2 separate regions of the Homo sapiens genome follow, and region 2 is linked to region 1. Evidence: chromatin contacts called from ENCODE Hi-C or POLR2A ChIA-PET data. All regions are on one chromosome and are shown on one strand. The core of a region is the stretch at or near the end of the contact, and the rest is flanking DNA. Distances in the headings are between cores, read along the strand shown. Region 1 overlaps NPC1 (NPC intracellular cholesterol transporter 1). Region 2 overlaps LAMA3 (laminin subunit alpha 3).

Region 1 (4,964 bases), core at 1-2,500:
AAGTACAAGACAAGGTGGTACTGACTAGTTGTCCAGCTGCGCCGCGTTAAATATCTGCTGCACCAGGGAATCATTGTTGCAGCCCATGCCGCCGCACACCATGTTCTGCCCCTTGGAAGAAGTGTAGTCGTGCCCTTCCTCCAGGACAAAGTACACAGGCGGACCCGCATGCAGGTACTGACTGATGGATTTGAAATAATCCACCATGTAGGAGTCCTGAAAGAAAGATAAAAGAATAGGAGAGAGTGTGAACACTCTGATAGTAACTAAGCAAGGCGAGGATCATGGAGAATAAGAGGGTGCCAGGAGGTTCCTGGCTGAGATGCCTCCAGCTGGACTCATGATTCCTAACACCACCAGTCTTCCCCCCAGGGCCCCAGGGTGCTCCTCCTGCTAGCCCCACAATCAGGAGAGCATCTCATAAAGTAACCTCATAAGACTAGTTATTCGTGTTCTGCAGCTGTGCCCAGAGGGGCTCAGTCAGAATGCCAGACAGCCCACACCAGCAGTGCACTGCGACAGTTCTCCTAACCCTGGAAACCCTGTCACCATTTGCAGTTAGAAGCAGGCACTTGCTTGAAACACCTACGTGCATGTTTTGAAAAATGTATTCATCATCAGCTAAAGAAGTTAAAAAAAAAAAAAAAAGGAAGTCATCTTACATCTGGCATCGAAAGAGACTGATCCAATCCAATATCTACTTTGTTCAGGACTGCGATGCTGAATGACAGAACACCCACAAATATTGCTATCTGGAACAACAAATGAATCATAAGACAGAGACTGCTTAGTAAATAAGCTTACGACCAGAAATAAAATCTTAAGCACACACAAAAAGCAGGATTTTTTAAAATGGAAAAGCTTAAATGACAGGCTAATAGGGAGTACAGGGCAGTGGGTGAGACCACAGCACCAGGAGTCCAAATTCCTGGGTGCAAATCCTGACTCTGCCACTTACGGGCTGAGTGACTTGGGGCAAACCACTTCACCTCTCTTGGCTTCTATTTCCTCATTATTAAGAGGAAAAATAAAAGTTTCTTTGCAACTTTCTGTGAATCTGAAACTATTTCAAAATAAAAAACTTAAAACTCTTGTTTATATGGACTGATAAAAGCTCACAGGAAAAACATTTTATCTACTGTTCCACATTTGCTTTTGCTTTTTTTTTAGATACATTTTAACAGCTTTAAGAATCTCCTTCCCAGGCTGTCTGGCTTCTTAGAAGGCATGTGATAATCTGTTTCAGTGAGAGGAAAGAGAAAAACCACAGATAAGCGCATACCACAATTGGTCTCATCCAGTCCTTTAGCAGAAGTGGAGAATAGGAGTTTTTGAAGAAGCGAAACAAACAGCTCTCTGAGGCCTGGACGCTTGTTCCATCTTCAGCACCTCTGACACAGCAAAAGATGTCTAGCCGATTTTTCTGAGGGGACAGAGGGAAACAAAGGTTATACCCGCTAGCTGCTTCCTCTAGATTCTAGACTCAAATTAAATAGACTATAATCCTGGCACCAACTTACCTCTTGACGTTTAATGTCTAACCCCAAGAGACTCACGAAACAGGTAATCTGCAGAAGAAAGTCAATGAAGACTGCCAATCCCGCAAAGAGAGAGAAGGTGTGCACGGCTGGCATCACGGACAATGCTCCTGTCGGGGAGAGAAGGGCTCTGCGTCACTTCTGTTTACAGCCGGGGGCTCTCTGCAGGTCTTATGTTCATGTGCATGTACAGATACAAGGAGCCAGCACAGGCCAAACGCATGAGAAGGCATGCTGCGGCTGGACATTACACCAGAAGTGGGACAGGAGGTGATAAGCCAGTGCTTTTCAAAGCACACTCAGCACCAGACCATTTGGGAAGCCCCATCCTAGTTATGACAGGAATTCAACCCCAATTCTACTATACTCAGGTTCACAGCAAATTCACACACATTAAAATTTGAGAACCACTAATACAGGCCATTTCTTATAGTACTTTCTGTGCTTCACTGTAAGAAATGGACAGTATTTTCCATTTATTACATCAACACTACTAGCCTCCCAGTTTAGTTAAGAGGTAATCTACAATCGAGTGAGGATCAAAGGCATGAGGGTAAGACTTGGAAACTGCAAACTGGCAGCCCATGAATCAGATGGTTCCTGTTTAGCCCACACTGTATCAACCCATCTTAAGATTAAAAAACTTTTTTTTATAAGTTGCCAATATTTAACAATGGCATTTTACACAAAAATCTAGATTCACAGCTTTGCTTGGAAGAAAAACAACAACAACAACACAGACCTTGTAGCACTGGGTTGGCCACACACATAACTGTCTTTTTAGATAGGACACGTGCAGTTGGGGTGCCACAATCCCTACTCACTCCTACTGTCCCAAGGTCACTCCAACCTTGAGGCACAGTCTCTGCTGCTATTATCATCACACTTGCACTGGTTTTCTTATAATAGTAGTGAAAAAAAGAAAGTTTTTTCTTTTTTTTTTTTTTTTCTGCACCTGTGTTTGTCAAAAGGAACTACAGGGCTACAGGTTTCAAAAGCACATGGCTTTGTGGAGATGAAGAATAACAAGCTAGCAGTGTATCTGTGGTGAAAGACTACCACCTACAATGACCTTACAATGGCCCTGATTAAGCTGACCTCCCAGCCATGTAGGCATTGCAGTTTGTGGCCCGTGGATGGTCTTCTTTGGACTGAGTGATTCCAGTCCAGCCTCCCCTATAGTGGACAGAGTCACTTTGCTCTTACTACACTTCAGACATGGGGCAGACAGCCCCACTAGTGGGTCTATTTGATGATTCTCTATGTGAAAGAAACACAGAAGTGCTGACTTTGTTCCAGCTTATTCTGGCTCCTTGTAATGTGGTGAGTCAAGAGCTTCTGGTCATTAACAAGGCTGCTTCCCCAATGAGTTGTGTGCACAGAAGAGAAAGACTGCCTTTGAAAACAACGGCAAACATCTTGTAAGCGAGTGCCTGTGGATTTGGGAGCTGCTGCTTAGAGTGTCATGTGGAGAAGGATTCAGTGGCTACTCAAGGATGCCATTTTCAACTATCAACATTCCCAGTGGCTACTAAAAGGGGAAAGTGGCAAGACGAACTCTAGGTCTCTTTCACCCTGAACCCCAACATCAATGCTGTCCTGACAGTTAAATGAGAAGGAAGCCACTTGCAAAATCACACCTAAGTTACTGCTGCCAATTTTTCTGTGGTCCAGTGATACTTTCCCAGTGCAGAACAAAGCTTAAAAAAAGGAGACAACACGGGCTGGGCACGGGGGCTCACGCCTGTAATCTCAGCACTTTGGGAGGCCGAGGCAGGTACATCACCTGAGGTCAGGAGTTCGAGACCAGCCTGGCCAACATGGTGAAACCCCATCTCTATTAAAAATGCAAAAAATTAACTGGGCATGGTGGTACGTGCCTTTAATCCCAGCTATTTGGGAGGCTGAGGCAGGAAAATCGCTTGAACCCGGGAGGCGGAGGCTGCAGTGAGCCGAGATTGCACCACTGCACTCCAGCCTGGGTGGCAGAGTGAGACTCCGTCTCAGAGAAAAAAAAAAAAAAGAAAAAAAAAAAAAGGAAGCAACACAAAGGGACATGTTCAGGTAGCCAGCTCCTTCTTTCTCCAGGCTCAGCAGACTACAGGACTGGTAGGATTGAAAGCATAATTACCTAAGAAAAATGCTACAGTCTCAGAAAAGGATGACAGGAACATACTGGGAGCCACTTCTCCTAGGACCCTGCCCAGCTGCTGATCCAGGGTTTCCCCTTGAAGACGTTCATCTCTCTTAAAAAAAAAAAAAAAAAATTATGCGACATTAAAATTTCTCAATAACAACGCCATTTCTTGCTGCCTTGTGTTAACTCAAGGGTAAAAATAAATGATTAGTAGACGATTAGCAGTGTCTTCTAAGCATATAAACTTCGGTGGGGGACTCCAATGTTCTCAGAGTATTTCTGCACTACAGAGCTAGGTACCAAGTGAGAAACTAAAGGGAAAGCTGAGCCAGCCACATTATCAGGAAAACACTCGGAACACAGGCGGCAGGGGACTGGACCAGTGAACATCACTCTCACGTGCACTGAGTCTCCGCCCACGTCGGGTCTACAGGACGACTGAGACCACCTTCTACAGCAGCGGGACACGTGTTGACCTTTTGCCTTTTTAGTGGCACCTTTGGGCAAAATGAATCTAACATTCTATACTATGCTGAACATCATTTTAACAGCAGTCGTACCCAAAATCTTTTCCAAAAGTGTGTTAGCCCTTCTTGTACACATGATACTATTTAAAATGAAAAGATACTATTAAAAGACACTATTTAAAGATACAATTTAAAACACAATTCTTACTTTATATCTACTATTTCAACAACCAAAAAGAGGGGTGAAATTCTTGGTCCTAAGATGTCCACAGCAAGTCAAGACGACCGATGAGCCACACAGGGAAAGGAAACAAAACACCCTCACAGGTCACACTCACGAATGCGGAGCCCAGGAGCCATTCACAGTCCCTGAAACTTGAACAGATGCTGAGCCCTGTGAGAATATGGAAGTATACCTGGTAGGCCTGCACCAGAATGAAGATGTTGTCCACTCCAACAGCCAGCACCAGGAACGGGATGACTTCAATCACAATGAGGGTCAAGGGCAACCCAATGTAGCTGAAGACACCCAAGGAGCAAGCCACCGAGCTCAGCACGATCAAGATGCCCGCGATGCCTAGTGAGACCTTCGAATCCACCTGAGAGAGGCGACAGACACAATCACCAATTAGTTACAGGGTTGTCTGTCCCACTTGTTACTAAAAGGTCCTCCTTTTTACTTTACAGGGCTGTATTAAACCTAGAGTTGAATGTACAATTCTGTGTTTCAGAGAGGACTTGTAAACATTTCTAGGTCTGCTCGGGCAACACATGTTATGAGTTTGCATTCTTAGGTGATGGACTGGACAAATAAGAAAAAAC
Region 2 (6,520 bases), core at 2,406-4,905, 290 kb after region 1:
TTGTCTACACTGTCTGGAGATTGTGTAGAACCAAGGAAGAATAACCTAGAAGACAAGCAGATATGGATTTCAGTAAAGTTCTTGGGGGTGGAAAGAGAAGCAAGAGGCTACAGGAGCCACTGCTTCTCCATGACACTCTTTCTGCTTTCTTCTGTGTTAAACCTAAAGCAGGTTTATTCCCACCAAACAGATTGCCTACAACAGAGAACTCTTTGTTCAGGAAAGGCTTTGTCTGCAAACACCTAATAGAATAGCCAGAGAAGCCATGGGGAGTTGGAAGGATGAAACCTGTTCTCTGAGACAGCCCTCTTTGCTATGTGCTTTAAGGCCTGCTTTGCTTCATGGCAAGGTCTTTTCAAAATAGAGTCCTTGGGAAAAGCTTGATTTCATGCTCTCAAGTGGAAAACATAAAGCTTTTCCTTCAGGCACAACCCTGTTTATTGGCCATGTTAGCAAATCTTAGGAAAGTCGCTTAATTCCAATCCTGTCTCTTCCAGTCCTGCCAGTTGCTTCTTCCATACAACAGGGACAATACTTATCTTAATAGGTCCTTCCAAATTGGGATCTTACAAGGATAACATGAGGGATTGTTCTTTCCATTCAAGACAACAAAGGAACATCAGAAGGTCTCTGCTCTTCTTGCATCTTCTTAGTAGGAAGCTTTATTGCTTAAAAAAAAAAAAGTTCAAGAATGTTTCACAGATGGTAGAAATGAGGCAGAGGAAAATTCCATTGATACTAGTAACGGGTACAAAGTTGGACTCACGGAAAGTAGAAGTTCATTATAAAAGTTACTGTTTAGGCATGGAAGATGCCTAATGACATTATCATTAGGCATCATAAGGGTGCCTATGATCAACCTTTACTATTCTATTATCTGTGAGACTATAAAGTCATGAGGAGAGAGGAGACATGGTCCCAAACTCAGCAAACTTACTAGTAGAACAGTAACCCTTTTAAAATTTAAACCTACTGAGTCCCCTCAGCCACAATCTCTTACTTTTCCCCTCCTATACATTTCTGTCTGAGGAGAGAAAAAGCTTTGTGGTCTGTGTATGAGCTCTTTGCCCTCCCCTCTTCCCTCTGCAGATATGTGCTGCTGTCAGGACGGCTAGGGGCTGTCAATCATTCACCTCCCAGAAGCCTGCAGCTCTGCTCTTTCCTGAAGAGCTGCTTAGCTGAATTTACGTTGTGGGCTTTGTTTGGCACACTCAGTGGAACATGTTCTTCCTCTCGTTTCTTGGGACAGGCAGTAGGCCAGTTCCATTCTGTGAATCACCAAGATCACAAGGCATTGCTTTTTATACCGTGCCAGTTGAGCGTTACTCGGGTGTGGGAGTAGAAAGTGATCCACATTCAGTGTTCTGTACTGCTGAAGGCAACCAGCATTTCCACAGAACATTTCATCAGTTGACAATTTATTATCTTTGTTAATTTGTGAATTTATAAACAACCAAGGAGAGACAGTAAAATCTCTCTTGAAACTTGAAGAATAAAACTGTTCACACTGACAAGTTTCTCTCTGATACATAAAGAATCTTTGATGAGTGGTTCTTTGTGTTTCGGTGAGTCGGGATGAAGAACAAAGCAGTTGATATGGAGAGTTTAACTAGCGACTTCACCTGGTTATTATTGATTTAACTAGTATGTTTGATTATTTTCTATCCAAAGTAGGGCTACCATCAAAATGAATGATTCTCCTTTTGGTCTTTATTTTCTAGGATTACCTGGTGCTGCTCCCCAGGGACTACTATGAAGCCTCTGTACTGCAGCTGCCAGTCACAGAACCATGTGCCTACGCAGGACCTCCCCAAGAAAAGTCAGTGTGGGGCAGAAGGTGCAGCCGCATCATTGGGGTCCTCTAAATTAGGAGCCTTTAATGCAAGCTTTCATGAGGTGTCTCAGGATCACAACGACAGCATGATGCTCTGGATAATTAGTTGTTATCTTCCTCTATGTCTTACTTGTGTTCTTCAAGTAAGATTCACAAAGCACTTTGCACACCATAGCTGGCTTAGGAGTGGCTACCACCCTCCAGCATGTGGGAATGTTGATGCATGCCCAAGTCAATGCCCTCAAGGTCAGTCATACATCTGGTGGGAGGAAGAGCTTAAAATAGAAGCCAGGTTTGTGGACCTTTGTTTCTTCTCTTCCCCATGCAGATGAAAATTTATTGCTTAATTCTTGTAGCAGACACTTAATAAGAGTTTATTGAAGGATGATGAATGAATGAGTGAACTGAATGACTGAGAGTCTTTGGGGATGTACTTTGATATTCCGTTTGATGTTCTCAGTTGTAACTATTGATTCCATTGTTGTTGCTGTTGTTGAAGTTGCTTACTCTACCAGCATTTGCCAGTGACCAGATTCCCCTGTACCCTGGCTTGTGAGGCCAGACACTTCCTGCTTGATGGGGAGCCAAGACCCGTGGCAGTGAGGCAGCCCACACCTGCACACCCTGTCATGGTGGACCTCAGCGGGAGAGAGGTGGGCCAGCCTTTTATTTATTATCAAAGTTATTACTACCTCCCCATCTGTATCTGCTAAAAATACTTGGCCACAGTTGCTTCTCAAATTCAGGGGAACCTGGAAGAATTTCTCAGAGGTGTTTATCAACATTTGCTGAACTATCTGATTTAGGGTGGGGCTGGATGGTACGCTACATGGAGCCATGTTCAGGTTGTTCTTTGAGCACTTTCTAGACATGGCAGGGGATGTGGGCATCTATAGAATCCTTTCTTTTTGGTTATCTGGACTTAGAAGGGGGCATCCTGTTCTACATGATTCAGGGCAAGATTTCTCTTAAAAGACAGATGAGACTCAATCTAGTAAGCGTCCAGAAATGACACAGCTTACCCTAAAAGGATACCACACTCACTGACTGTTCAACCCCTTAGGCTAAGCAATTTGTAGCAGCTGAATTCCTTGAGCTCAGAATCCGGAACTTCTACATCCCCTGGCACCTACCTCATGGCTTGGAGGACAGGTTACTACAGGTCTTGGTATTACTTTTCTTCCAGGAGTTCTTCGAACTTCAGAACCAAATTTAAGATCATACTGATTTCAGATTCGAGTTAGAGCTATAGGATATCAACCATAACAATAAGAATACACAACACTTCAAAATGAAGACACTGAAAGACTTCCTCCACTATATTTTTATTCTTTGCTCTCTGTAACATTCTCTGTTTTGTCCTTTTGAGGAAAATATTCATTTGGGGGATTAAATTTGTGGGATGAAAATATATGTGGAGTTAATTGTAACTGAACTTTTAGATGTGTACATTTTTGTAAACTACATTTCTAACATTTTGAAGGTAGCAGTTAAAGGTTTTTAAGTATATTTCTTAAGTAAAGTCTTCATTTTATTTGAATTTTCATGCTACGAAATAATATTTACTTGTAACAAGTAAAACAATATAGATATGCATAAAAAACCTAAATGATCTTCCCTCTACTTCATTCTAATACTAAGTTTGCTGTATCCCTCCCTACACATGCTATGTGTGTATACACACATACACACATACATGTATATAGGTGTACATACATACATATATACATAAAATGCACATACACGTACATATACAGGTATATGTATGTGTGTGTGTATTTGTGTGTGTGTGTTCCCTAGACAACAAGAGGTACCGTTGAGAAGGGGCAACCACCAGGAAGTGATGCTGATGACTCATCTAGGAGGTTCTAACCTCTGATTTAACCCAGAGCTATAGCACAGAGCTAGTCAGCAGGACCTCAAGGCTCTTTTACAATACGGAAATATTTTATTTCACTATCTCTGGTCTAGAAATTATCCAGCTTATTGATTCAGTTTAATTTATACTTTTAAAACTTTTCAATTGGCTCTTTATCATATTTATTTTTTCTTGTCTTTTCTGCCAGTTTTTGTTTCAAAACTTCATGTACTTTTAAGTGGAAGTTACTTCTTCATTTAGCTTTTTTAGTATCCTAAAGGCCTTGGAGCCAGGTGTATTTCAGAATTCAAAATTTTTAAGATTTGAAAAAAGATAACATCTCCAGTGAGGTCTGGGATAATACCCTATAATCAAACAGGTTAATATTTCTCCAGTGAAAAGCATGAATAGGCACACCTAGGGAGACACTAACTGACTATATACATAGACTTATATCAGTTTAGTTCAGACTTTGCCAGCAAATGATTATTGGTTAGGTTAGGTTTGCCACCAAAACAGTTACAAAACCTATTTCCTTTTCAGAGTTTGGGGATTTCAGATCATGGGCCAGTATATTTAAAGTCTTTCTCAGACTATTCCATAAAATTCACCTCATCTGAAGTGAACTCATCTCTGATTATTTTGTTACCTGTCTTTCTTAATATTCAATTTATGTGTTTTGAATTTTGTTTACAGGCATATTGGCTTATTTTGAATGAGAGGTTTTTATCCTCTCCTTCTTTCGCATCTGTTTCAGCCTGCTAATTTTGCATTGTCTTAGCTGTCCACTGGATCCTTAGCCCAGGAGCAGGCATTACAGTGTGCCTTCTCTATTGTTATGACACTGAAGATAGGAGATTCAGACATTGACCCCATGAATGGCATAGCTCAGTTCTTGGTCATGAGGCCACATATTTGATTTTTGGTTCCCAAATTCCATAGCTTCTTTTAAAAATTTATTTAGTTTTATATATTTAGGGGTACAAGTACAAGTTTCTTATATGCATATATAACATAGTGGTGAAGTCTGGGCTTCTAGTGTACCCATCACCCAAATAGTGAACATTGTACCTAATAGGTACTTTTTCAACACCCCCTCCCATCCCTCCACTTTTCATAGTCTCCAGTGTCTGTTATTACACTCTGTATGTCCATATGTACCCATTGCTTAGCTACCATTTATAAGTGAGAACATGCAGTATTTGACCTTCACACAGCTTCTTATAAATCCATAACCCAGGAGGCAGATTGGAAGCAATTTTTAGCTTCTTTTTAAATTTGAACATCCTTGTCTTCAAAAAATGTGCCTCGATCTGGCCGCTGTCTCCTATGGCACATGTTTTATTCTCTTAACTCTGCATGAGCTAAACTGCTGACCAAAATAATCTGCTTCCAGACCTAGAGGACAACAGGCTTGTGACTTCAGTCCTGGTGCCATTTTGGGTTTTTCTTTAACTTATGTTTTATCACCTATTACTTTTGATTCTAAATATATCTTTTTGTTGTTCTTTTAAAACGTTTTATCCAGAGTTGGTCTCTCTTGGAGCAGGAGTATAGTGAATGTGAATTCTCTGTGCCATCTGAACCAGAAGTCACCCATCTTTAAAAAATGCTAACCTGTTTTTATTAAAATCCTCCTCTCTCTCCCTCAGCTCAGCCACTACACCATACTCCTCCCCTTCACAACAAAACTCCTCCAAAATATTGTCTACACTCTGTGTTTCTAATTCTTTATGCCCTACTCACACCTCAACCCACTTCAGTCTGGCTTTCACCTCCCACTCCATTAAATTTATTTTGCCAGGTTTCCGATGAGATCTTTGTCACTAAATCCAGTGGATATGTTTCAGTCCTCATCGGTTTAACTTCTCGGCAGCTTTCGATGCCTGATGGACACTCCCTGAATTCTCAAACTCTCTCTTGTTTTTCATAATTTAAGAGCTGTCTTAATAATTTAAAAATTAACGACAACCTGATTCTCTTTCTGCCTCTCTCACCGCTTCCTCAAAATATCATTTGCAGGCTCATCCTCCTCTGTCTAGCCATTAAGTGTTAGAATTTGTCAATGCTCAGTCCTAGGCCTTATTACTCTATGTTCTGTCTCGAGGAGTCTGATCCATGGCAATTGTATCAGACCCACCTCCACACAGATACCTCCCATATTGTTATGCCCAGTCATACCTCTGCTTTTATATGCAGACCAGCAAGTCTACCTTCCTTCCTGACATTACCTCTTTGATGTTTCAAAGCAACCTCAAACTCCATTTCGGTATTCCCTACCTAAATTAATGCTGCTACCATCCATCTAATTGCATAAGCCAAAATTCTTAGGGTCATCCATGACTTCTCCAATTCTTTCCCGCACCCAAACTAATCTATCTGTGAGTGTACATCCCGAACTTTTCTTGGCATTCTCCTTCCATCTCCCTTGTCCAAAATACAATCATTTTTGTGAGAATCTCTGTAGAAGCCTCCTAACTAGCTGACCCACGTCTGCTCTGCCCATTGCACCTCTTGATCTTTTCTCCAGACTATAGCCAGCACTCACATTCTGATGGGAATATTTGATCAACACTTACTGCTCTTAGGATAGAGACAAAGATTTTAACATGGCTTATAAAACTGCCCTTTCTACTTCCCAATTTTATTATACTCCCTCTTGCTCTCTGTTTCTCTGCTCCTCTGACCTACCTTCAGTCTCTTGGGCTTGCATTTTATGGGACCCTACAGCATTCTATGTTGTATGTAGCCTCCTACTGCAAGCCGTTCCCTCTACCCAAACACTCTTCTCTCCCCTATGGCCTGGTTGTCTTCTCCTTGTCCTCCAC

Evidence for each region. A loop is a pair of places that touch in the nucleus more often than their neighbours do. ChIA-PET counts read pairs that join two places held with the same protein, here RNA polymerase II (POLR2A). Pooled maps may share reads with other maps.
Region 2: a pooled map shows a loop between it and region 1 (3-fold over the local background). The contact joins two enhancer-like sites. A Hi-C loop is called at or near these places in 1 of 168 maps with a recorded cell type or tissue (heart left ventricle) and 7 of 50 pooled maps. POLR2A ChIA-PET finds 5 or more read pairs at or near these places in 2 of 52 experiments (PC-9 and activated naive CD4-positive, alpha-beta T cell).

Annotation. Positions count from the first base shown.
Region 1 is chr18:23,539,786-23,544,749 of GRCh38, forward strand. NPC1 (NPC intracellular cholesterol transporter 1) reads right to left here. Exons shown (of 25, transcript NM_000271.5): 13 at 4,559-4,741; 14 at 3,670-3,784; 15 at 1,521-1,648; 16 at 1,283-1,423; 17 at 663-752; 18 at 26-216. Among named protein-coding and RNA genes, the nearest start is that of RMC1, 39 kb to the left of the region's middle. RefSeq lists an enhancer at 2,493-2,542. Within about 2 kb of position 1,251, at least 9 of the 41 ENCODE cell types and tissues checked have a DNase peak (open chromatin) inside an H3K27ac peak, as active enhancers do.
Region 2 is chr18:23,824,981-23,831,500 of GRCh38, forward strand. It overlaps LAMA3 (laminin subunit alpha 3), which reads left to right. Exons shown (of 75, transcript NM_198129.4): 22 at 1,722-1,819; 23 at 2,334-2,487. Among named protein-coding and RNA genes, the nearest start is that of LAMA3, 140 kb to the left of the region's middle. Within about 2 kb of position 3,656, at least 4 of the 41 ENCODE cell types and tissues checked have a DNase peak (open chromatin) inside an H3K27ac peak, as active enhancers do.